Linked DNA regions of Mus musculus: regions 2, 3, 4 and 5 are each linked to region 1. The links are chromatin loops, found by intact Hi-C in ENCODE. Cell type or tissue: heart. All regions are shown on one strand. Region 1 holds the start of Plekhf2 (pleckstrin homology domain containing, family F (with FYVE domain) member 2). Region 2 has its middle 39 kb from the start of 2610301B20Rik. Region 3 holds the start of Trp53inp1 (transformation related protein 53 inducible nuclear protein 1). Region 4 holds the start of 2610301B20Rik (RIKEN cDNA 2610301B20 gene). Region 5 holds the start of Ints8 (integrator complex subunit 8).

What was found. Hi-C counts contacts between places; a loop is a spot of excess contacts. Peaks named below come from ENCODE experiments on the same cell type or tissue, not always from the same donor. Only the 100,000 strongest peaks of a DNase experiment are listed, where the experiment ranks them.
Region 2: a loop joins it to region 1, with 2.9 times the contacts of the local background. A loop is called at or near these places in 15 of 42 quality-filtered maps.
Region 3: a loop joins it to region 1, with 4 times the contacts of the local background. A loop is called at or near these places in 12 of 42 quality-filtered maps.
Region 4: it touches region 1 in a loop (2.5-fold over the local background); 2 of 42 quality-filtered maps call a loop at or near these places.
Region 5: a loop joins it to region 1, with 2.9 times the contacts of the local background. A loop is called at or near these places in 2 of 42 quality-filtered maps.

What each region holds. Positions count from the first base shown.
Region 1 is chr4:11,004,660-11,009,659 of GRCm38, forward strand. It overlaps Plekhf2 (pleckstrin homology domain containing, family F (with FYVE domain) member 2), which reads right to left and starts at 2,960. Exons shown (of 2, transcript NM_175175.4): 1 at 2,734-2,960. In heart, no CTCF peak of the experiment used is centred here; a DNase peak (open chromatin) is centred at 3,062; H3K4me3 peaks cover 2,993 bases; H3K27ac peaks cover 2,357 bases.
Region 2 is chr4:10,910,717-10,915,716 of GRCm38, forward strand. No RefSeq gene overlaps it. Among named protein-coding and RNA genes, the nearest start is that of 2610301B20Rik, 39 kb to the left of the region's middle. In heart, no CTCF peak of the experiment used is centred here; a DNase peak (open chromatin) is centred at 2,095.
Region 3 is chr4:11,155,820-11,160,819 of GRCm38, forward strand. Trp53inp1 (transformation related protein 53 inducible nuclear protein 1) reads left to right here and starts at 622. Exons shown (of 4, transcript NM_021897.4): 1 at 622-728. In heart, CTCF peaks have their summits at 2,479 (motif pointing left) and 3,839 (motif pointing right); a DNase peak (open chromatin) is centred at 532; H3K4me3 peaks cover 1,651 bases; H3K27ac peaks cover 1,215 bases.
Region 4 is chr4:10,872,615-10,877,614 of GRCm38, forward strand. It overlaps 2610301B20Rik (RIKEN cDNA 2610301B20 gene), which reads left to right and starts at 1,884. Exons shown (of 6, transcript NM_026005.3): 1 at 1,884-2,158. The coding sequence starts at 2,001. n-TSaga9 (a tRNA gene) reads left to right here and starts at 1,450; the gene lies at 1,450-1,531. In heart, no CTCF peak of the experiment used is centred here; DNase peaks (open chromatin) are centred at 1,447, 1,907 and 2,327; H3K4me3 peaks cover 2,622 bases; H3K27ac peaks cover 2,223 bases.
Region 5 is chr4:11,251,375-11,256,374 of GRCm38, forward strand. It overlaps Ints8 (integrator complex subunit 8), which reads right to left and starts at 2,885. Exons shown (of 27, transcript NM_001159595.1): 1 at 2,607-2,885; 2 at 1,402-1,576. The coding sequence starts at 2,736. In heart, a CTCF peak has its summit at 2,652; a DNase peak (open chromatin) is centred at 2,877; H3K4me3 peaks cover 2,443 bases; H3K27ac peaks cover 1,479 bases.

The DNA of each region.
Region 1 (5,000 bases):
AAGACAAGTATGCCAAAACCACGACAAAAACTGTTTAATTAAATGACCTATAGACAAACAAAACCTTTTCAATGGCAAAAATTCAATCCCATTTTAAACTGATTTTTTTCATCCTTTTGTCCATCCACAGCTTCTCTCCATCACAACTATCCATCAGTCTATTATCTGCTTGGAAATAGTTAATTGTGTCTAAAAAGAAAACACACACACAAATTCAAGCCCTTCATCCGCCAACTGAATGGAGTTTGTAGTGCGTAGGGCAGACGACGGAGAAGCTTAGCTATCCCACGGATAAATGACAATTTAGTAAGTTTATGAAGACTATTTACAGGGAACCATCTAAGCCTCCCCTGAGCATCTGCTCCATTCTGGCTTGCGGAAGATGGACAAGCAAATGGGACCTCACATGAGGCCTGCCGTCAAGGGCGTGCCATTACAGACCTAGGTGGTAGGTCTAGGACGCCTAGGGTTGAATCCAATGGAGAAAGAGGAAGCTGGTCTGCACAGTGGGTGGGAAAGCATCAAAGAGGGCAGGTTTGAGGGTAGATTTGGTTTTGGTTGGTTTTGAGACAGTCTCACTATGAATCCCAGATCAACCCCTCAGCAATTTGGCCTCAGGGTGCTGGGATTACAGCCGTGCTCCACTACACCCCCAGCTTCCACAAAAAGTTTTTAAGAAGAAAACAGTCAGTATCATACCCTTGCATTATCAGCTCTTTAGCAGACAGTTCTACTGAAGCCTGAATTAGGATAAGTGAAGAAACGAGATGGGCAAGAGAATGCCCACACAGGGATGAGTTATGCCATGCTCTAGAAACGATCAGATGGCTGCAGACTGACTACTAAGATTTGTGATATCAGGCTAGTAACTTCTTTCTGATAAATAATTTTTGGTCCAAAAAATAAATATATATCAAATGGAAGTGACCTGACAAGGGAGCAAAAATTAAAGAAAAATTTAAAGAAAGTTGGCATACCTAAGAAAGTACTTTTACCTACTAAACACTAAAAAGAGGGGCAGGGATGGCTCTGTGGGGTAAGGCTCTGAGGCCAGGCCTGACAGCCTCAGCTCTATCCTGGGGCAGAAGGTGGATGGAGAAGCAACTTCCAAAGTTATCCCTTTGACCTCCACAGTTGTGCCATGTGCCCACACAAATGTACACACACACACACACACACACACACACACACACGATATAATTAAAAATAGAGGGGTCAGAAAAGTGGCTCAGAAAGTAATGATAGCAGCTGGCCCCCAAGCCTGACAACCTAAATTCCATCCCCATAATCACATGGTGAAGAGAAGAAACTCAGGAAATTTGTCTTCTGACCTCTCTGCGTGAGGTCTGGGGCTGCGTGCCTCCTCCTTCCCCACATAGTAGAATGATTTTAAAAAACTAAAGAGTAAAAAAGGAAAACCACCACGGCTGTTTACGGCTTCTGCATTGTTAAGAGTCTTTTCAGCCCATTTAACATAATTTTAAAGCCGCCTTTATTTTTTTAAGGGTATTTATTTACTAGGCTACTTCATGCTGTACACCAGTTTCATTTGGGGGCAGGGGCGATTATAAAGAGCTTTCCAAATAAGCAACTTAATACCATTCACCTCCCAATGCTCTCATGACCCATAGTGATTAAAAATAGCCTGGGTTAATTCTGATTTAACCTGGGTCCTCCCACCCCTTAAGCTATAAAGGTACAAAGATAGGGGCTCAAAACTCATGCACCTTTAAGGAACGAAAAGGAAAAAGAATAAAAAAAAAACTGAATCGTCAAAATCACCCTAATCTGTTTGTTGTGGTCCTGGGGTTGTTTGTTTCAGACTCAAGCTGTAGCCAAGGCTGGCCTTGAACTCGCGGCAATGCTTCTGCCCTAGCCCGCGGGAGTGCTCAGAAAACCGGCATGAGCCAACACACTGGGTTATTTCACTTAGTCTTAAGACAACACATGCCTTAACGTTTCAACTGAACGTTCAACTCTAAATGGTTCTTTAACGAGTCTCTTAGGCAACATATTAAAACATAACAAAGAAGGCATTTACCAGTTTAATGTACTTGGGAGTCTGAATTACTGCTTAGGTGTATGTAACCTGAATACTAGTCATTTCCACTGCACACTCACACAACTTACTGCTTTAATATTCGAGGACTATACAAGGCTACTCGAGCAACTTGGGGAACCAGCTCTTGGCCTTTAATAACATTAAAAAAAAAAAAAAACTAGGCAAAAGATCATAAAACTTAAAAAAAAAAAACCCTTCAAGTAGCGTGTAAGCTACCGCTCCTATCTGAGCCAATTGTACGGTGCCATTTTCATATAAAGTCATAAAATAAACTGCTGGAGTCAGAGCGTGCCCCTGACGCCCAGACCCTGCAAAGTTTTCAGACCGCACGATCTGGGGACCCGAGTCCTGCTGCCCCACAACTTCGGGGGCGACGCGAGGTCCAGTCCCCAGCCGCCGTCTATGGTCCCGGCCCTGGCCCTCCGGGCGGCGTCCCGCGGACGGGCGCGGCGGGACCCAGGCGGTTCCAGCCCGAGCGCCGGCCCGGAGGGGAGCCGCCCGAGCGCCCCGTTTCCCACAGACCCCAACATGGCGTCGGCCGCCGCCGCCCGCGCCAACCCCTCCCCGCGCCACGGCTGGCCCGGGCCCGCGGGGATAGGCGCCCGCAAAGTTTCGCTTCTCCCTCCCCAGCCCGCCGCCGCCCGGTGCGTCCCGACCCCCATGGCACCTACCCGACCCCGCGCGGGCGGCGGCGCCGAGGGTGCGAGTCCTCCTAGTCGCCGACTCCGGGCGCGGACTCCGCCTGCTCCCCGACCCCAGCCTCGCAGGGTTGCGTGGGGCCCCGCGAGGCCGGCGCGATCCGGACGCGGCGGGCGCAGCCGCTCGCAGGTGACTTCACCGCCCCTCCAGTCGAACCCGACAACGGCCGCTCCGGCTGGCTTCCCTCCTGCGCGCGCACCGGCGCGCCCCCGCCCAAGCGCCAAACACGGGCACGAGCACACCCGCCCTGCCCTTTCTTCCCGGCTCCCTCGCCCCGCCCATCGCCTTGCCCCGCCCCTCCATCCCCACGCGACCGCACGGGGGGCGGGCTCTTCAGCGGAGGCCACACCCACTCGGGGGCCTCCCCCGGCGGGGTTGGGGAACGCGCGCCTCTGCAGAGGTGACGCGCGTCTGAGCCAGCTGAGGCTGGACTGGGTCGCCTGACCTGACTTTCCTGACTCGGGCTAGCCTTCGGAAAGGGCTCTTAAGCAGTCCGCGAAGTTCTCTGGAAGAATGGGCGGAAGCTGCCTCCACGCCTCCCGCCCTAAGGAACAGGAAAGGCTTTGCTTCTCGCCACCCAACCGCGTCTGCCAACCCCGCCCGGCTCGGCCATTCAGCCGAACACCTGCTGTCGCTTTCTCCCAAGCCAGGGGTCTGCGCTTACCGCACCCATGACCCGCAGGCTCCTGTGTAACCTTATGCCGAAGAACTCCGCTCTTTTCAAAACTTCCCCTCGGCCAACTGCTTCGCGTACCTAGAACTCGGTGCTACCATGACGCTGGGTTAGAAGAGCGTTTACTAGGCGCTGCGGAGAGATAGCAGAGGCATCTAGGCTGGCTGGCTGGGAAAAGCACACCGTTTAAACAGGAAAGGGGTAGAAATTGGGTTATTATTAAAGTTTTATTCAGGAATTTTCTTTTTAGCCTCCTGTTGAGCAGTTCTCAACCTGCGGATCACAGGAGTCGCCTAAGACCATCGGAGAACATATTTTGCATTATGATTCATAACAGCAAAATTACAGTTATGAAGTAGTAACAAATAATTATATGGTGGAGACCACCGCAATAGGAGGAGCTATATTAAAGCATTAAGAAGATTGAGAGCTGCCGGGCGGTGTTGGACACGCCTTTAATCCCAGCACTTGGGAGGCAGAGGCAGGCGGAATCCTGAGTTCAAGGCCAGCCTGGTCTACAGAGAAACTCTGTCTCGAAAAACAAGAAGAAGAAGAGGAAGAGGAAGAAGAATGTCTGTGAAACAAATACAGTTGTTTTAAATTAGTATCCAGAACAAAACTGGCAAAGGAGATCAGTTGTCGTAATAGGGATAGTTACAGGATTTCAATCGTATACACACACAATCTTTATGTGTGCTAGACTAAGCACACTCTAAAATCTTTTTAAATTTTAAGATTAGGAACTGCTGTGTTTCTAGTGTCATCAATAAAAATGTTGCTCTTCGAATGCCTTTAATCCCAGCACTCGGGAGGCAGAGGCAGGCAGATTTCTGAGTTTGAGGCCAGCCTGGTCTACAGAGAGTTCCAGGACACCCAGGGCTATACAGAGAAATCCTGTCTCAAAAAAAAAAAAACAAAAAAAACAAAAAAAAAAAAAAACAAAAAAAAGTTGCCCTCCCTACAACACACTTGTTTAACTTAAAGTACAAAGATGCAAGCCAGACTGTCTACACTCAAAATCTTGGCTTTGCCACAAACTATGATACCTGCGTCCTTGGACATACTTAGTTACCCTTAGTTCCTTCGTGTGTAAAACTAGAATAATAAGAGTACTTCAAAGAGTCATTAGATGAATCAATATTTGTAACATGCCAAGCACAAGCTAAGAATAATGAATGATGAAAATTATTAAACATACATGTACAATGTGTACACACATATGTCTATTACAGTTTACCTTGTTATTAAATATTAAATAAGACATGCCAAATAATGATATAAATCTATGGAGTAATAAGTTTTCTACCTGCAGTCTGTGTATTCTCTTCCCTTCCTGGGATGTGTGCGCCCCAGTTTGGAAGCCATTTATTTAGACTCATACTGGCAAAACCACTAAGCAGGTGTATTGATTAAAATTTAAATTTAAGATCTGGTTCCTTACTGACACTGATCACGTGACTATAAAGACACTGGCACTATAAAACATCCCACCATCATAGAAAGTTCTGTAACATAGCAACCCATACAAAATGAGAAACCAAAGTCACTTAAAGACAGTTGGGCAGT
Region 2 (5,000 bases), 94 kb before region 1:
AAAGAAAAGAAAAGAAAAGAAAAGAAAAGAAAAGAAAAAAAGAAAAAGAAAAAAGAAATGGCTCAGTGGATAAAGGTGCTTGTTACACAAGCCTTAGGACCTAGGTTCAGATCTCTGAAGTGGACATAAAAAGTCAGAGGCAGCAACACAAATGTGTGACCCCAGCATTTCTACAGTAATATGGTTTTAGACTGGTTGACGGGAAAACATTCAGAAGTGCCAATACCCAGGCCCCAAGTCCAGCATCAGTGCTATTTAAAACGTCTCCCCTTTATTCTAGTGTATAACTGAATGTTTAGTTAGGGTTACTATTGCTGCGATGAAACTTCATGACCAAAAGCAACTTGGGGGGGGGGGGGGGAAGGGTTTGTTTCATTCACAGTTCTATAGAACGGTTCATCATCAAAAGCAGTGAGGGAAGGAACCTGGAGGCAGAAACTCATGCAGAGGCCATGGAAGGATGCTGCTTACTGACTTGCTCATCATGACTTGTTCAGCCTGCTTTCTTATAGAACCCAGGACCACCAGCCCAGGAATTGCACCACACAAAATGGTACCCAATTAATTACTAATTAAGAAAATGCCCTATAGCTGGATCTTAGACATTTTCCGAACTGAGGTTCCCTCCTTTAATGTAACTCCAGCTTGTTCAAGCCGACATAAAACTACCCAGCACACCATGTTTGCTTTCTGATCAATGTAAAAATGCACACATTTAAGATAACATTCTGTCATTAGTCTAGAGAGAACCTTTGTTGCTTATGACTTTACTGCTATGAAAGACACCTTGACTAAGAACAACATTTAACTGGGTTGACTTACAGGTTTAGAAGTTCAGTCCATTATCAAGCCAGGAGCTGTAACCTCCCCTCCCCAGCCTGAAACCTGTTTGCTCAGGTTTCAGTGTTAGAGAGCATGGGGCGGAGCTTGCCACCCTATCGTCCTGCCACTCCCACTGCCTCTGCCTGCCAACTAGCTGTTCCGGAGCTACCAGGTGTTCACCTGCAACCTTACTCCAAGATGATTTGGCGGGAATCGGGCCCCTTCCCCTCCTTCATAACTCGGTGAGCGAATTAGTAAAATTGAGCTTTGATCAGAATTTTTGTCTTAGCTTCATCTTTTTCTCGTCCGCCTAGCTCCCTCTTCTCTTCCAGATTCCAAGATGCCTTCCCAGAACAGAACCCAGATATGTGAGCTGCTGGTCGGACATAACAAGAAGCATGGCAGCATCTAGGCAGGCATGGTGCAGGAGTTGCTGAGAGTTCTACATCTTCATCTGAAGGCCACTGGGAGAAGACTGGCTCCCACGTGCTTAGGAAGAGGGTCTCACTGTTCATACCTACAGTGATGCACTTCCTCCAACAAGGTTACTCCAAGAAGGCCACACCTCTAATAGTGCCACTCCCTGAGCCAAGCATATTCAAACCAGCACACAAAATGTTTTGGCCCCACCAAGCTTCATCTGATAACAGGAGACCCAACATGACCCATCTGAAGGGAACACTCGAAGCACACGTGAATGTTTAAATGCTTATCATTCTGTACCAGGTGTATAGCAAGAGGGCCCAGGGGCAGGCACTAGTGATCAGACAGGTAGGGCTAAGTGAAACAGGTCATTTCCAAACGATTGATCGTAACTTGTCTTTTAGGTCCAGTGTCTTTGACCCCATCATAACCAGGCATTAGAATCCATAGGCATACTTGAAGCATTGCACTATTTTAAATCTGGAAGACAAATCTGGACAGATCTACTTGTGGCTCATCTCTGACTCTAATGTGACCAAAATGGAAACTGCCTTGCTACATACATGTCAACACATGAGCTAGAAATACACACTACTCCTAGATAGGAAAGGGAAGACATGTCTCTTAAAACTTCTATAGTCTAAAATTCTTACTGCAGCCAATGTGTGGTTGAGTCGCCAGGTTACGTTCCTAGCTGAGGGAGCTGGCAAAAGAGGGAGGCCCTGAAGGTACTTTACCTGGGGAAACATCTCACAGTGAAAAAAAACAGACACGGGGCGGCAGAGAACTAGACCTACTATTCTGGCCCTACAGAAGTAACCCAGTCAATTGAGAATCTGGCCTGTAGGGGGCAGACCTGCACCAAGAATCACACTGTTCTCAGGCTTTGGTCTCTTGGGGAAAAGTGCCTAGAGTTTTAAAACACCCATTATGTTTGTTTCTTTGTTTCTTTGTTTTTCATCAGATCCCACCTGCTGTTGTTCCCAGTGGCTGTTGTTATTCCTCTGGGCAAAATGCCCTGTTCTAATCCACACAACTGTTTGCAGGTACAAAGAGTAAGCATCACTTTAGCAAGTCTTGTCGAGGTCTTTGGTGATGCTTTCTGCCCAGATGTGCCTGTAGCCAGCGTGGAAATAAAATATGACAAGTTAGCTGACTCACCTGACCAGTCTGTTCCTGCAGCACTGCAGGGAACCTAGGGAGACTTGGGGACAGCAATAAGGTGACTCCTCCATTACAAGAAGTGATTGGAGTCCAAGATGCTGAGGTTGGCAGAGTTGTGCTGACAGGCCTTTGAGGCCAGGAGACCATCTCTTCGTGACCTTTGAACATGGGTGTTCAGCACATGCAATCCAAGGGTGCAATGGTATGGTTTTGTTTCTAAGGTTTTATAATTACTGCAGAAAATAAAAAATAAGAATGCAATGCATAGAAAATCAGAAATTACTCTACCGCCCCAAATGACACGCACTATTTACCTGGTGTCTATCCTGGATTTTACAGAAATGAGCACAAACACTGGGCAGGGGTCTTGCAGGGCTTGAAAGGCCTCTTCCTCCTGCCCATGAGCCACTGTTAATGCTCTTGCCCTACAGAAGGGCTGGATGCCAGGAACTAAGTCCCTTTCAGTACCTGTGCTTGTAGCCAGTTGCCATGGTATCAGACCCTGAACTCAAGGTCCTTGCTTTCTAAACCCTGACAATATCCTAGACCCAGGATCCCACATGTATCCTCCAGCGCCACAGATCAGCCACCTGACCCCAAGTGACCCCACACCTGCATCTTCACATGCTGCTAGTCTCAATTTGCCACCCTGTGACTAAGAACTGAGCTCCTTAGGTGGGGTCTCCCCTCCGCAGTGAGAATCTCTAAGGTGAAGGCCAGCAGCCTCTCCCCAGACAATCTGCAGGTCTCAAAGCCTCCAGCCAATGAGAGTGCCCGAAGAGGAAGGCACTGTGGGAGGGGAGGGGAGGGGAGGTAAGGTGGAGGCTGCACACCGGGCTAACCCATTGCTTTCTCCACAGATGTCTAAACTCAGGGTGGAACTGTGCGTGCCCTTGAGAGCTGGGTTGACTCCAGCTCTTGGTGCTTAAGCTCCATGTGTCCTAAGGCACCTACCACATGGCTGGTGCCATTCACACCTTTTCTGAATGGGGCGTCCCTTCATTTCACAGAGGAACCATGGAGAGAAGGTTAGTACTTAGAGAACACCAGAACTGGGAGTCACATTGTCCAGGTCGTCATTCCAGCCTCTCCATTTTACCGAAGAACCCACAGGCTCAGAAGGCTAACAGGACATGCTTCTAGACATAGTTGGTATATAACATTGTAAGATAACAGTCTTGGGAATCAAGGCCAGCCAGGACCAGAGTTTCTTTGCTGCCATACCCTTCTTTTAAGCCTGCCTAATTCTATTCCCTTTTGCTTATCAGGTGTGGCCTTCCTTACCCAAGACAGATCCCTCCAGATAGTCCCCTAGCCTCTGCATCCCTCTTTCTACCTCTCTTTCCCCAGTCAACGCAAGAAGTCCTGCCAGCCTTTCAGAAACATACACCCTATCTTAGGGTTTCCATTGCTGTGACAAAATGCCATGACCAAAAAGCAAGTTGGGGAGGAGTTTACTTGGCTTACACTTCCACATCACTGTTCATCACTGAAGAAAGTCAGGACAGGAACTCCAACAGGGCAGGACCCTGGAGGCAAAAGCTCATGCAGAGTCCATGGAGGGGTGCTGCTTACTGGCTTGCCCCCTTGCTTTCTTACAGAACCCAGGACTACCAGCCCCAGGGACTGTATCACTCACAATGGGCTGGGCCATCCCCCATCCATCACTAATTAAGAAAATGCCTTACAGACAGATCTTATTGAGACATTTTCTCTACTGGGAGTCCCTCCTTCCAGATAAGTCTAGTTTGAGTGCCAAGTTGATGGAAGACTAGCCAGCATACCCCCTAACCACCCGCCCCAAAGGGAAACAGCTGCCACACACCCTCCCGCAGCTGTGGAGAGCTGATAACAGCTCATGGTAGGTTTAGTGAGTGTGTGTATCTGTGCCTGTGTCTCTGCACATGCATTCATGAAGACATGTCACACATGCATGTTGAAATCAGATGACAACTGGCCCAAATATGTTCTTTTCCTCACCATGTGGGTTGTAGGGATCAAACTCAAGCCATCAGGCTTAGCAACAAGTCCCTTACCTTCTGAGATTTGCCAGTGCCTTATGTAATTTTTGAAAAGGTAACATATTGGCAGAGCTCAAAAGTTCCCAATTCCATGTTTGCCCCACCCCACCCTCAGCCCCTTCCTATCCCAACTTTTTAAAGGTAATTCTAGTTATTCTCTAAGCAAATGAAAGAGAGAGAAAGAGAAAGGGAGGGAGAGAGAGAGAGAGAACCATAAGGAAACTGGTTTTACTAAGAGAATTTTAGGTACTCCGAGAGTCTCATGAGTCACAAAGAGCTTTTTCTGTGATAGTTCTTTCTTGTAGCTAAAGCTCCTTACTCTAAAGAAAACTGGTTCCCACGGGACCCTATCATATGACTGTCACCCACTGTCTTAGTCAGAGTTTCTATTCCTGCACAAACATCATGACCAAGAAGCAAGTTGGGGAGGAAAGGGTTTATTCGGCTTACACTTCCATGCAGCTGTTCATCACTGAAAGAATTCAGGACTGGAACTCAAGCAGGTCAGAAAGCAGGAGCTGATGCAGAGGCCATGGAGGGATGTTCTTTACTGGCTTGCTTCCCCTGCCT
Region 3 (5,000 bases), 150 kb after region 1:
CTGGCCTCCTCTGCCCGACTTTTGTCTTTCTAGAGCAGACTCTTGGGGGGCAAGACCTGAGAGCTTCCTGTTCAAGTTCATAAGGCAGACTAGGCCCCGGCTTACTGTCTAAGGGGTGAGGAATGAGTGGGACACAGGCATCCCATGTATTTGGGGCCCTGACTTCTTTTAAAACAATGTCCAGCGGTGGGTTGCCTTCAGCATCGCGACTATTGGTTTCTCTCCACACTGACCAGAGGAGCAACTACTATCCCTAACCAGCCCCTCAGCAAAAGGGGGCTGAGTGCCTTGTACCCACACTCTGGGCTCCTCACTCAGCCGAAGCGGCTCCGGGGGTCGGGCTCTTCTCCTCTCGGTCCCGCCGGCTCCCACCACGGCCAGTCCCGGGCCGCTGTTCTTCCCCCTCCTCCCGCTCACCCGGAGTGTTCTCCGGCTCCCGCTTTGTTGCCCGGGCTTGTTTCTGCCCCGGGCGCGCCGCCGGCCCAGTGCCAGGTCACGTGCGTTAGTGACAACCTCTCGCAGGGCGGCCCCGGAGGCCCCCGCGCAGCCGATTGGTCGGCCTGCGGCTGGCGCGGCTCGGGGCGGGGCTGGGAAGCCGATCAGCTGTTCCCAGAGCTGCACAACAACAAAAGGACCCGGACGGGCCGGCGGCGGCCAGGGCAGCGACCGCAGCGCAGGAGCCCGGCCTGCCGCAGCTACCTCAGCACCCGCAGCTCTGCTCGGCTCACGTAAGTGCGGGCTACACAGGCGGGAGGGCGGCGGTTGGTTGCCCGCTCTCTGGCTTTCATGCCGGACTCTCTCCCTGCCGTGACGAGCACGGCGACACCGAGAACCTGCGGGTGACGGGAAACCTGCTCCGTTACCCGGAGACCCGCCCGACCCCTCCTGACCTCGCGCATCACCGAGCCTGCACCTGTGGGGAGAGCACTTCCCGTCGCTTCCGTCCTCATCAGTTTGGTCGCTGGCACTTGGGGTGTGCTAGAGACTGCTGTGGGTTCTAAATACTTCGTTTCAGTCGCGACCGCCCTGCGAGGCCCCAACATTGCTTATTTAAGCGGAGGAAACTTGGAGGCACAGAAAGTAATTTTAAGGCCACACAGCTAACTAAAAGGAAGCGGTGTTTACTATTTGCAGAGGGATTTCACGTGCAATTCCTTCATTTTGCTTCCACTTTCACGGTGTGTTTACTCCGTGTAAAAGTTCAGAGCAGATTAACGGGGAACCCCTTTCCACCTGTTAACTCCTTAAAGACTAAAGGAGTTCCTGGCTGAAAGAGCTCTTTCAGAATGCTGAGTAGTTTTGAGCTTGGGTCTTCGGACCGACATCATTACAAATGCCCCAAGATCTTTCTCCCCCCCCCCCCCCTTTGGTTTTATTCGAGACAGGGTTTCTCTGTATAGCCCTGGTTGTCCTGGAACTCACTTTGTACACCAGGCTGGCCTCGAACTCAGAAATCTGCCTGCTTCTGCCTCCCAAGTGCTGGGATTAAAGGCGTGCACCACCACGCCCGGCTATGCCCCCAAGATCTTAAAAATCACATCTTTGGTGGTGATTGTAAGGTGTGAAAACACTAGGCAGCTTGTACAAGCCTCAGCCACTATAATTTTCAAAGTCCTTGCTGGAAACCATGGCCTACTAATTTTTGTGACCAGTGTCTCTTTTGTTTTTCATCTTGTCTTTTACTCCTTTCTGCTCCCTAGTGTATTTCTCATGGAAACGACTGCTTTCAAAAGTTAAGGTTAACAAAGCAGTGAATTACCAACCTAACCGCTCTCTGTTCACTGTTTTCAGACTTCTGAACAGGATGTGGTAAGTCCTTGTAAATTAGCTAAATAGACAGAGGTGTAAGGAGCACAGGCAACTCTTTTGGCTTGGTATTTTTGTAGTTCAAAATTGATTTTTAAATTACTTGAATCAAAGGTGGCCCATGCCACCAAGTACTAAACAGGTGGCAGTGGGAGAATCAGTTCAAGGCCATCCCTTGTTTCTGACTAAAAGAACAAACCTTTTTATTAGCATCTTTGTTTTTTTGAACTGCTAGGTTCTCTTCTTCCACCATGTATATTCTGGGGATCACACTCAAGCCATCAGGCTTGCCACCATACACGTTGCCATGTTGAGTTATCTTTCTGGCCCATAAGAAATCATTTTTGTTTGTTTGTTTTGTTTTAATTTATTTATTATTATATCCAAGTACACTGTAGCTGTCTTCAGATGCACCAGAAGTGGGCATCAGATCTCATTATGGATGGTTGTGAGCCACCATGTGGTTGCTGGGATTTGAACTCAGGACTTTCAGAAGAGCAGTCGGCACTCTTAACCACTGAGCCAGCTTTCCAGCCCCACAAGTAATCGTTTTAAGGTTGCTTTTCATCAGTATGTTTAGCCAGCTGGTATTTCAAAACTGCATTCATCAAAGTTGTGGGTGCTTTTGTTGTTGTTTTTAATTTTAAAAGATGTTTTTGGAGCCTCCTGCTGGCAGCCAAAGCCACTGAAAAGTGCTAGTCTCTGAAGTTTTTAGAATCAGGCTGGAAGGAGCCTGAGGTCATGTGCAGGGAAAAGCAAGGAAGGCACCAGGTTGAAAGGATTCCTGCCCTACTGCTGCCTCAAGACACCAGCTCACTTGCTGTTGGGCAAGTTATTTTCACTTCATTCTGGAGCTCAGTTTCCTCATCACAGGTCAGAGAAATAAATCTCTCAACTGCCTATCACAAACCATAAGCATTCTGAGATATATGTATATGTACATATATATGTATATATATATATATATGTACACACACACACACACACACACACACACACACACACATATATATCCTTCAAAGAAAAAAATATATAACTAATTCCCACATGTGGTAGAAGGACCAAGTTTCCAAAATCAACAGTTAAGTCCACACCATCTTTCCCTGGGTATGTATCTCAAAACTGAGAAAAGTGCCTGCTGGGTGGTGGTGGCCCATGCTTTTAATCCCAGCACTAAAAAGGCAGGCAGATCTCTCAGGAGTTTGTGGCCAGTCTGATCTACAGAGTGACTTCCAGGACAGCTAAAGCTACACAGAGAAACTGTCTCAAAACAAAAACAAAAACCAAACCAAGAAAGGCATACCAGCAAGATCTTACAAAGTAATCACTCCACTGTAAGTTCTCAAAGGAGAATGTTTTACCCACAAGTAAACTCAGCTACTTTCTCTGTCCACAAAATATTTTACTCATATGTGATAAACAAGATAAAATGTTAAATTTTAGGTATGACTTTTAAAAAATTATGCCTATAAGAAAACCAAAAAACAAAGAACAAAGGAAAATGGGCCAGATGCTAACAATGATTAGACAGAGTGGTAGAACAGAATCAATTCATCTTCATGTTCTCAACTTATTATGACTTACTTTTGTTCATCTTGGAGATTAAAAAGAAGATAGCATGTATTTTTGTAATGCAGGATAGATATTTTATATTTTTGGTTGTGAGCCTAGCCTTTAACGGCTGAGCCATCTCTCCAGCCCAATAGAGATATTTTAAAGCAAGCAAACAGTAATGGGTAACACTTCTTGGGTAGATGATCAATGACCATATGGGCAAACTCTGAAGCCTTGCTGCTCCTCTTGGTTTCTACAAAGAACCTGCTCCCCTCTTGGAGCTACCATCTCTGGGGAGGTGCCAAAAGGAATAGTGGCTATTAGAAGGGTCATTTTCTGGGTCATCTGTGGAAGGACAGGGTATTCAAGTTTAGGATGAGTTTTAAAAGATGTTTAATTTTTATCTCCCCCCCCCCACACACATGTACAGAGAGACTAGATAGATGAGAGAACATGCATGTAGGTACTTGCAGAGGCCAGAAGAGGGCATGAGATCCTTTGGAGCTGGAGTTAGAGGCAGTTGTGAACCACCCGTGGGGATGGGCATCAAACTCTAGACCTTTTGCAGGAAAGCAAACACTCTTAACTGCTTAACTATCTCTTCAGCCCCTAGGATTTTTTTTTTAAAAACACAACAGCACTATCTTATGTGGATGCTTAAATTTTCAGTACTTATGTTAACTACCAAAAACATCATTACAATGACATGTAATTGATATAAAATTATTAATGAGATATTTAATGTTTTTCAGTACCAAATCTTTCCAATACATTCCAGTATATACCTTATATGAGTGGCATAATCAGATGCAAAGTTCTCACAGGAAATACTTAAAGCATATTTAGGTTTTTTTTTTAAAAAGATTTATTTATTTATTTATTTATTTATTTATTTATTATATGTAAGTACACTGTAGCTGTCCTCAGACACTCCAGAAGAGGGAGTCAGATCTCGTTATGGATGGTTGCGAGCCAACATGTGGTTGCTGGGATTTGAACTCCTGACCTTCGGAAGAACAGTTGGGTGCTCTTACCCACTGAGCCATCTCACCAGCCCACATATTTAGGTTTTTTGTTTTAAGAATAGTTTATTGAGGCTGGGTGGTGGTGGTGCATGCCGTTAATCCCAGCACTTGGGAGGCAGAGGCAGGTGGATTTCTGAGTTCGAGGCCAGCCTGGTCTACAAAGTGAGTTCCAGGACAGCCAGGACTATACAGAGAAACCCTGTTTTGAAAAACAAAACAAACAAACAAAAACAAAAAAAATAGTTTATTGAGTATACAAGGGAGCAGTTGGCTGGGTAAAAGCTAGAATACTCCCTGCCTGGCTTTGTGTTTGGTTGATAAAGTTTACAGCTGAAAAAGATGTAGTTGAAAGTTTGACTCAAATATCAGTTTACTTAAGTTGGGTTAAAATTGAAAATTAAGGGATGGGAATATGGTATATATACCTTTAATCTTGGAGTGGGCAGGCAGAGACAGGTTGCTTTCCTGTGAGTTTGTAGTCAGGCTGGTCTCCATCAAAAGTTCTGGGGTAGGCACATAATAAGACCTAGTTTTTATTTAAAAACAAAGCAACCTAAATTGAGGGACTGGCAAGACAGTTCAGTGTGCACAGGTATGTGCTAGTGTACACATACA
Region 4 (5,000 bases), 130 kb before region 1:
TACATACTCACACACAGCCATACACATGCATATACATACACGCGCATTAAAACTAATACAAATGTATCTTTAGAAAGGCTTGTCTTCAATTAAAAAAAAAAAAAAGATTCCCAAGGTAAAATGGCAGATTAGACGTTTCCTTCATGTGACTGAGTAAGAAAAGAGAAAAAAGGGAGAGTAGAGCAATCAAGAAAGTGCGGTCAGGACAACCAACAAGCATGGAATAGAAATGCCATGGGCATGGAGTATATGAAAAACTGGCGACAGCTCCAACCAGCTCCCAGGCCCCTGGGAGCATGAAACGGGAAGCAATGACCACAGGTTGATTCTGAAAGCCTTGTGAAAAAAGACTGCTAGGTCTAACCTCAGAAGAAAAAAAAAAAAAAAACAAACTCACAGTTCTTACAAATTTTATGATGTAAACAGGCTCGACAGCAGCAAGGCCACGCAGAGAAACAGCTAGAGTTTGCCAGACATTACCTTTGTTTTACTATAACATTACATTTTAAGTAATGGTTGCACTCAACAATAGGCCGCCAAAAAAAAAAAAAAAAAAAAAAAAAAAAAAAAAAAAAAACCATCATCCTTCCAAAGGCTTCTGGTGAGCTGTTACCTACCATTTTTATATTGCGCACCGTTACATGTTGCTCCTCGGGAAATTTAAAACTATTTTGAACGAATTAAGTAAATGAAACTAACAAATCACCTGGCTCAGATGTCTGCCGAACTCAGAGTGCCGACTTCTTGGCTAATACAACTTTAGAAATGCAATGTGCTCGCTATGTTCATGAAGCGGTGCTGTGATCTAGGTCTGTGTTACAAACCGACTCCAGGGAGGCTGAGGTAGGAGAGACCTCAAGTTCTAAGGCTAGCCCAGGCTATATAGATATGACTGCCTGCTCAAACCATAAGAATTGAAAATACTGTGGGGGCTTGTTTTGTTTGTTTTGCTTTATTTTGTTTTGGGTTTTGCACCGTGGTTTATATTCTTTTTCAAAGTAGTGCTTCATATCCTGGTGAGACAGTCTTGCGATTCATAAATTGATAGGAATCACTATTTTATTGGTAATGAGAGAAAAACGGTCTAGGAGCTGCTTGTCAAAGGAAAACTAGAAGTGTGCGGGGAAGCTGGGAGGCTGGCCAGAGGTCCTGCAATTCCAGTCTCTCTACTGCAAATGCCTCTATCAATAAGAAAGTAGCCGGGGCCCCTCTCTCGCTTCTCTCCCTCCCTTTCTCCTCTCGACCGCACCCCCCCCCCCACCCCCCACTCTAGCTTTGAAGACTCAGCTCCAACACTTTTATGTCACAGAAAAGAGGGGCAGAATTCTTCAAAGCACAATGTTCGAATGTGCTTAAGCTTTTTCACTCCGATCCAAGCCAGCTTGAGTGCGGCATAAGTTTCCAATGCAGAGTCTACATAGAATCTTCCTGCCAAAATTAGCATCACCAGTAGTCGTGGCCGAGTGGTTAAGGCGATGGACTAGAAATCCATTGGGGTCTCCCCGCGCAGGTTCGAATCCTGCCGACTACGGAAGGGAATGTTTTTTGCCACCGAATGAATAATTTTGGATCTGCAGATTCCCCGATGAAACATACAGCCTGCCAAAGCGACCAGGGGTCGCCACGGGGTGGAAAGAGAGGCTGTTGGGGTGGAAAGAGAGACTGTTTGTGATCAGGCGCCGGAGCGGAGCGGGAGAGGTGAAGGGCAAAGCGGGCCCACAGGCTGCGTGGACGGCAAGGGAAGCGCTCCGGGCACGCAGGACCCACCGACAACATCCGCGGCGGCCGGCCTCAGCGGGTCCCCGGGCCTCGGGACCCCCTGCCACCGCGAGTGCGCGCCCGTCAGCGCCGCGGCAGCGCGCGCGCCCCCCGAGTCGCCCGGAGGTTTGCGCAGGCGCGGAAGGTTGTGGGGAACCCGCTCCCGGGCGCGTCGGTTTCTCGCGTTGCCGTGGAAACCACCGGCCAGCGAGGCTCGGGAGAGAAAGACGCGTCTGTTCAAGATGGCGAAGGACCTGGACGAACTTCTGGATGAAGTCGAGACCAAGTTCTGCAGACTCGACCCCTTGAGGCTGGACCTGGGTGAGCGGCCCAAAGGCGACGGCGGCGGCGGCTCGCACAGCGGCGACCGGAACGGAGCCCAGGAGAAAGAAACTCTCAGGTTAACGCAGGCGGGTGGACGGTTCTGCTACAGCCCTGCTCGGGGCGCCTAAGCCGGCCTCCGCCGCCGCGCGCCCCCGCGGCCTGGGCTACTGTCCTAGCCCTCGACGGCCCTCGGGTCACGGCTCAGACCCCGCCCCTGGGCGAGCCTGAGGGAGCTGAGACCCTACCTGACAGCCCTAACCTGACGTGGATCGGGGTGTCCCTCCCCTGAGACACGACAGGGCCACGCTGACCAGACCCACAGCGTTCTCATCGGCGAGGGGCCCTGACTGCAAATGTCGTGCCTCTCACGCCGTTACCAGGCAACCCTTAGGGAACCGGTAGGCCAGCTGTTAGAAGACCATTTTATTGTCTGATTTGTTTAAGCTCGAGGAGTTAGATGAGAGTATATTTAATTATTAAGAGTATCCATTGCAAATATCTGAATTAAATAAATTGCCCAGTTGCCTGCCATTCCCCGTGTCTCCAAAGTTAAGGGACCCAGCAAATGTCCTATTATATCCAGGTCGAAGTTTAAAGACACTTAAATCTTTGGGGATTTGAACAACAACAATAAAAAGCAGGCGTCGTTGCATTATCCTTTAAAGTGAGATCTTAGGCTCAGTAATAACTCCTGCTAGGACCTGCCGCTTGCCTAGACCATTGGGGGAAAGGCTGGTGTTTCTTCCATTAATGTATAAGGTATTACTTTGCAGTGTTTGCTTTGTGTTTGGCTTGGTTTTGTTCCTTTGTGGTTGGAGAGAATTTGTCAGGCCTTTTCATCTTGGAACCAACATAAAGAAGCTTAGACTGTCTCCACACTGAAAGGATGGCCATTTCTGTGGCTTCTCCCCAGCCATGTGATCTTTCCTGCCTGTGTCTGACTACCAGACTCCACCCACACCCTCCTCTCCCTGCCCCCACCTTAGCACATTTATAATGCCTAAAGTGAATCACAACTGTTATCACTTGTGTTAAACTTTTTATCAGGGACAATGATTAGAAGTTGTGCAAAAAACAACAGCAAATACCCTAAGCCAAGTTTTAAATACAGTTCCTTTCTGGTATGGAATGCCATCACTGAAGTTTTACACTAAGCCAAAGGAAATCATTTGTGAGTTTATGAACAGACCACCTGCTGGTTGCATGGCTTAACTTACCATCTCTAGATGATAGCTGTGATAATAATTGCTAATGTTTACTTCTCTCTGTGCTAAGTCCCCGATATGGGTTACCCCTATCGCCCAATGAGGTGAATGGTGTTCTCTCTTCATTCACCAAATCTAGGTGGCCTGATAGCGTTGGTCTAAGAATGAGTTTGAGGCTCAGCTGGGTAATTTAGTAAGACCAGGTTTCAACTAAATAATACTCATCATCATCTTCTTAGTAATTCATCTGTCTCAAGGCCAGCCTGGTCTACAGAGTAAGTTCCAGGATAGCCAAGGCTACACAGAGAAATCCTGTCTCAAAAAGTAAACCAAAAAAAAAATTCATCTGCTTCTTGAACTTCTTGAATTATATGAGAAAAGAGCCTAGACAGTCTGTCGTCAAAACCAAAGAAGAGTCTCATGGGAGCGTCTCTGTAGTTGGGGCCCAGTGGGACAGACACACCGTTAACCCCAGAGGCAGAGGCAGACTCAGCTCTGAGTGATAGGCCACCCAGGGTTGGAACTGAGAAACCTGAAAGTAATTATTTGAGGTAAGAATTCCCTGTAGTTGACAGATACAGAGATGAGTCCAGAGATAGAGCATTACGCCTGAAAGCAGTTTGAAAGATACTGTTTTAGTAGATAAAGTATTGATATTCAAAGAAACTAAAGCACTTGAATAAGATCAGTATTTCTAGACTAGTGATGATTTTGCAGTGACATGAGTTCTTATGGTTACCACAACTGGAAAAAAGTATACTTTAGGCATCTAGCAGGTAGATAGGAACCCTGTAAAATAGCCTAGACAGGCCAATAGTGCTTCCTCTCGACATACAGGACTTATGTGACCCCAAATGTCAGTAGCTGTAAGATTGAGGAAACCATGGGTGTTGCTGATACTAAAGCAATGGATATAGGCTACTCCAGTTGTGAGTAAGAAAGAGTGGCAGCTTCAAGGGACAGTTTTATAGAGTGATGGGAGTGGGGGTGATGGTTTGTTTAGAAGAGAGTCTTTAGCATAGTTCTAAAGCGAAGGGAAATACCAGTGTAGGCAGTGAAAGACATGAAGGATAAAAGTGAGAGAAGGGGCAGCCACAAAGGTAAAGCCTGGAGGTATTGGGTTAACCATTCGGTACGAGGGATACATCCTCATGTTAGGGCTTCAAAGTAAATACACTTCTAAAGAATTGGAACCAAAAAAATGGCCCAGTAAATTTCTAAAGTTGAGTAACAGTGTCCACAATGTAAAAACTTTAGGAACAGTTGTCCCATAACATGTAAGTATGTGAACTGCCCTTTATCTGTGTGCCCTTGTACAAGCTTTAGAGTCTCTCAGTGCCTATTCTTCATCTAAAGATAGAAGTAATGAAAGCCTTAGGACAGTGTCTGCCTGACACTAATTTTTTTTTTTTTTTTTTTTTTTTTTTTTTTTTTTTGAGTAGTGGCAGGAGACTGGGCAATGCTGGCTGGGCATTAGAACTCAGGACTTTGTCCATGCTAAACGGGCACTCTATTAGTAGAGTATATGAGCTATGTCCCCAGCTCAGTGTTCTTTTAAATAAATGGTCTAGGTGGCAGTAGGCCTGGTGGCTTTCCCTGAAGAACTTGGAGTAGTTGAAATATTGTGACATGTAGCAGTGGTTCTTGGCTTTGGGGAGGGATTTTTCTCTTTTGGGTCATTTGCTGACATGAGCAAATGATTTTTTTTAATTA
Region 5 (5,000 bases), 250 kb after region 1:
TGTCAGCAACTTGGGAAGTTAAGGCAAGATAATCACGAAGTCAAGGTCCCCTTCAGTTACACAGCCAGATCATGGTCAACTAGAGCTACAAAAGATCCTATGTCAGGAAAGAAAGAAAGAAGAAAGAAAGAAAGAAAGAAAGAGAGAGAGAGAGAGAGAGAGAGAGAGAGAGAGGAAGGAAGGAAGGAAGGAAGGAAGGAAGGAAGAAAGGAGAAGAAAGAGAAAGAGAGAGAAAGAGAAAGAGAGAGAGAAAGAAAGAAAGAGAGAGAGAGAAAGAGAAAGAGAGAGAGAAAGAAAGAGAGAGAGAGAGAAAGAAAGAGAAAGAGAGAGAGAAAGAAAGAGAGAGAGAAAGAAAGAGAGAGGGGGGGGTGGGTAGGCACTGGACAGATGCTCAAGTGGTTAGAGCATGTGTTACTCTTTCAGAGGCTGTGGGTTGGATTACCACCACACACATCCATCTGTAACTCCAGTTCAGGGGATGTGATGCCCTCTTCTGATCTCTGAAGGCACTCACATGATACATGTACATACATGTAGGCCAAACATTCATACCTATAAAATAAACCAAAAAAAAAAAAGTTCAAATAAAAAACAGAATTTCTAAACAAAACAAAAATAATAAAAATAGAAGGAAGCGTTGACACTCTTGGTGGCACTGCGTCCCTAGCACTTCTGAGGCTTAGGCTCAGTCTGACACTAAAAAACCAGAACACTGGGCAAACCAGGACAAAAAAATACACAAAAATGTTATGTCTGTCTTTATACGTTCTTCAGGTACTCCTTTTATTTTTTAAATTGAAAGAAAGGATTAAAATAAGTAAATTTCTAAGCATCCCTTTGGAACTATTTGCGTTTAAGTCAGTCAATGCTGACTTGAGTAGCGATGGTAACAGTTTGGGGAGGCGTCAATGATCCCTGGCCAAAAAGTAACAAATCCAAGAGTAAATCAACTGCTAACCAAAACATTTACAGCACTCAGTCTGGACTTTCTCATGTTACCACGCCTGAAGCAATAATTAACTCAGCTACTAGTGGTAAAAAACAGAGACCCTGGCTGTAATTTCTAGTACCACAAGAAGACAGTTTTCTCTTTACCTTAAAGGGTGGTTTATCTACTGCAGCTTTCCTACAGAGTTGGATGGTTTGAGTTACCCTGCTGTCCTGTCTGGTCTCTTAACTTGGGGGCTCTAGTAAGCCTGCTGCCTCAGCCTCAGGCTATTGGGACTACACACATGTCTAGGTTTACTTTCTTAATACCTTCTTTACATGCTTGAATGTTTTGCCATGAACATGCAGAAAAGTAATTTATTTTAAGCCACTATCAGAAAAACATTAGAATCCAGACAGAAACAAAGACATTCAAACACTGCTTCAAATGTAATGCCATTTACAGCTTTATACCTTTTCTCCAGTATGTCTAAATCCCACTTCAAATGTGCAGCAACTTTAAGAGCAAGAAGCTTTAGGACGCGATTTCTCTTGTTATCAGGTGGAGGCTGGACTTGGTTTTGCTCATTAACTGAAGGTTTGGAAGCCTGCTCCAAAAACTGAACTATAAGCTGAACTGGTGCAGGATCTAGGATTTAAAAGAAATTAAATTCTTAAAGTTTTCGTTATAAAAACGCAAAAGGATTCGCGTATACTAAAGACTATGGTACTTGGGGGGCACGAAACATCTGGAGGTGTGGTCAGAGACAGCTGCAGATCGGCGTTTGCCAGCTTAATTAATAAGCAAGAGGGTCTGGGGACGATTCAAAACTGATTCATAACAAAGCATTTCACAGAGAAGAACTAAGCATTACAGGTTCCCAGTTCAAGATAAGACCAATGCCAATTGGAGGAAAGAAGTAGTGTTTTGACAGGGGTCTTTTATTGAACTGTCTCTAGCTTTGTTTCCCACCAGTAAAGTAGCGGCTAATGCCACTTTCTTCACTATAATGAAGGCTTCGCTAAGGACCGCAACCTATTTAAAGAGCTAAGCACGGAGGCTTGGCACCCTAGCCCCTAACAATGTGTCAATAGGAAAGCTCTAAAAGCACTGAGATACACTTGGTAAAACTGCCCCACCAATGATGCCAACTTTTCACAAAGTAGTCTCCTACAAGGCCAAATTCGGATGAGAACTGAGCAAACTAAAGGTAAAGACCTTACATTGTACCTTTACCAAAATGCCCGAAAGAGGAAAAGGGCCATGTTCCTTGCCCAACACGGGTATCCCTATACAACAGCCGAAGCAGCTGTTTTCGGGGGATTTATATTAATTCGGGGTTCAACAGTGAAATACACAATCCCCTGGCTGAATGAACCGAAGGCTACGGCCGGCTCTAGGCTCCGCAGAGCCGCTCTCCCCTCACGAAGTCACCCCCAGGGCCGTGCGACATCGGCGACCCGACCCCCGCACGGCGAGTGCGGGCGCCCTTCGCTGTGAGGACCGCGGCAGACCGAAAGCCTTTGTCTGAAACTTTCCGCAGACGCTCCGCGGCGACGTTCCCGGCTGAGGCACCGTCGAGCTGGGCCCAGCGGCGCCGGCCAGGCCTCAGGCAGCGGGGGACAGAAGGCAGCGGGCCGCAGACCACGCCCGCCCGCCCGCTCGCTCGCTCGCTCACCCGGACAGGCTTTGCGCAGATGCTTCTCCAACAGCGACTCCTCCAGCAGGAACTCGAACCAGCAAGTCTGCGGCGGGGTGCAGGGCCGGCTGGAGGTGGCCGCCTCCCGGTCCGCCGCCTCCGCGCTCATCCTGCCCCCGCCGCCGCTGCTCCCGCCGCCTCCGGGCTCCAACCTGACCCTCGCCCAGTCCCTTTATCCAGCGAAACCGCCCGGAACCTCTAGTCAGCTCGCACAGCCCAAGATGGCGTAGTAGTCGGCCAGAGTCCGGCCCCGGATCCGCAGCTAGCCACGCTCTCGACCAATCCCAGTTAGACTTCGGAGGAAAGGGGCGGGAACAGCAGACTGCTCCGCCCCTTAGCTGCCATGGAGTCTCCTGGCCCTTCAGAAGCTAGATTCTGGCGGGGCTCTCCAGATTCTCTGGACATTCCCAGAGAAAATGAAGCGAGTTCGATGTCTTCGTAAGAAAACCAAAGAGACCAAATCTAGTTGCTTTGTCTTGGGTGCTTTACCTTTTTGAGACTCCTTCCAGCCTAACTCCTCTCCCCGTTTCCCAAGGCTTATTACATAATTAAGATCCAACTTTCCTGGGGTTGGGGATTTAGCTCAGTGGTAAAGTGCTTGCCTAGCAAGCCCAAGGCCCTGGGTTCGGTCCTCAGCTCCGGAAAAAAGAAAAAAAAAAAAAAAAAACAAACTTTTCTGCGACTTCCCAAGACTAACTCTCGGAATAAGAAGCTAGTTAATTTTCCTCAGATCTCCAGTCTAGGCACAGTAAACCCTATTTTACGCGTTCCACCATTCTGAAAGGTCCTTAAGTATCATTATCAATAAAACTAAAAAGCATGGTGTAGTGGGGCATTCCTGTAAAACCCAGCACTTGGAGAGCAAAAGCCAAAGCCAGATTGGTCCTTCTAGAGAGTTCCTGTGATCAGCTGACTGGCCAGCTGATCCGGACAAAATACATCCAGAAGAAAGTTTGAAGAAAACTCCCAGACATCCTATACACACCTCATAGAAAATTTCAGATATGTGTTACTAAAGATGATTGTTTTCATAAAGGGACCCTGAGAAACAAAGAAAAAAATTCAGATTTAGTCAGTTTCTTTTAGATGCTTCTCCTGTTTTGTTTTGCTTTGTTTGAAACAGGGTTTCACTCTGTAGCCCAGAATGACCTGGAACTATGTAGCCCAGGCTAAACTTGAACTTGCATCCATTTTATTGAATCAACCACCCAAGTGCTGGATTATAGATTAAGCTCTTTGTGGGCTTTTTTGGGTGGTTATCTGTTGTTTTGTTTTCAGATTTCTTTTTTTTTTTTAAAGATTTATTTATTTATTATATGTAAGTACACCGTAGCTGTCTTCAGACACTTCAGAAGAGGGAGTCAGATCTTGTTACAGATGGTTGTAAGCCACCATGTGGTTGCTGGGATTTGAACTCTGGACCTTCAGAAGAGCAGTCGGGTGCTCTTACCCACTGAGCCATCTCACCAGCCCCTTTAGATTTCTTTTTAAAAGAATAAAATAAAACCATGTATAGAATATGTAAAACTATTCTATAAATATTCTGATGGATCTTATATCCTTTAGGACTAGCTGGGATAAACTGGGCAGTGGTGGCGCATGCCTTTAATCCCAGCACTTGGGAGGCAGAGGCAGGCAGATTTCTGAGTTTGAAGCCAGCCTGGTCTACAGAGTGAGGTCCAGGAAAGCCAGGACTATACAGAGAAACCCTATCTCGAAAACAAAACAAAACAGGAATAGCTGGGATAGCAAGCCTTTGATTGATCGAATCGAGGCTTTTATAAACCAGCAATAAATTTAAAGCTATTATAAAGTCATGTTAATGCTTTCAACTTCTTTGTATCACTTTGTAAAAAAGTATCTAGCTGAATGGAGAACTCAGCAATCTGAAGAAATGAAGTCAGTCAGTGTTCACTGATTGCCGTGTTAAGTTGGGGCTGAGTTTCTGAATTATTTTGTCTTTAAATGGCAACTCCCACCCTGGTCCTTTAAACTTTAAAGCATTCTACAGTGGCAGACAAGATTGGCAAAGAAAATGGCTGGACAGATACCTCCAAGTTAACGTTTTCAAGTTGCATAGAGGGAAGAATATAGTCCTCTGGCCAGCGGGAAGTCTGCCACTGCCAACTGAGCCTCGGGAGGAAAACTCATTAGAACCTCTCTCACTTCCAAGTAATAAGCTTGTGTGTGTGTCAAGATTTAAAGCACAAATTCTTTGGTGTATAGATCAGACACCAACTCATGGTGAGCTTTTAGGACTGGATCTCAGAATTTTCCTCAGTAGCCAAATATTGTCTCATTAATACATCACGGGACGATCACTGGAAGGTCCTCTTTGCCATTCCTTTCCCCGTGCTGTTAAGTCAGAGTTGT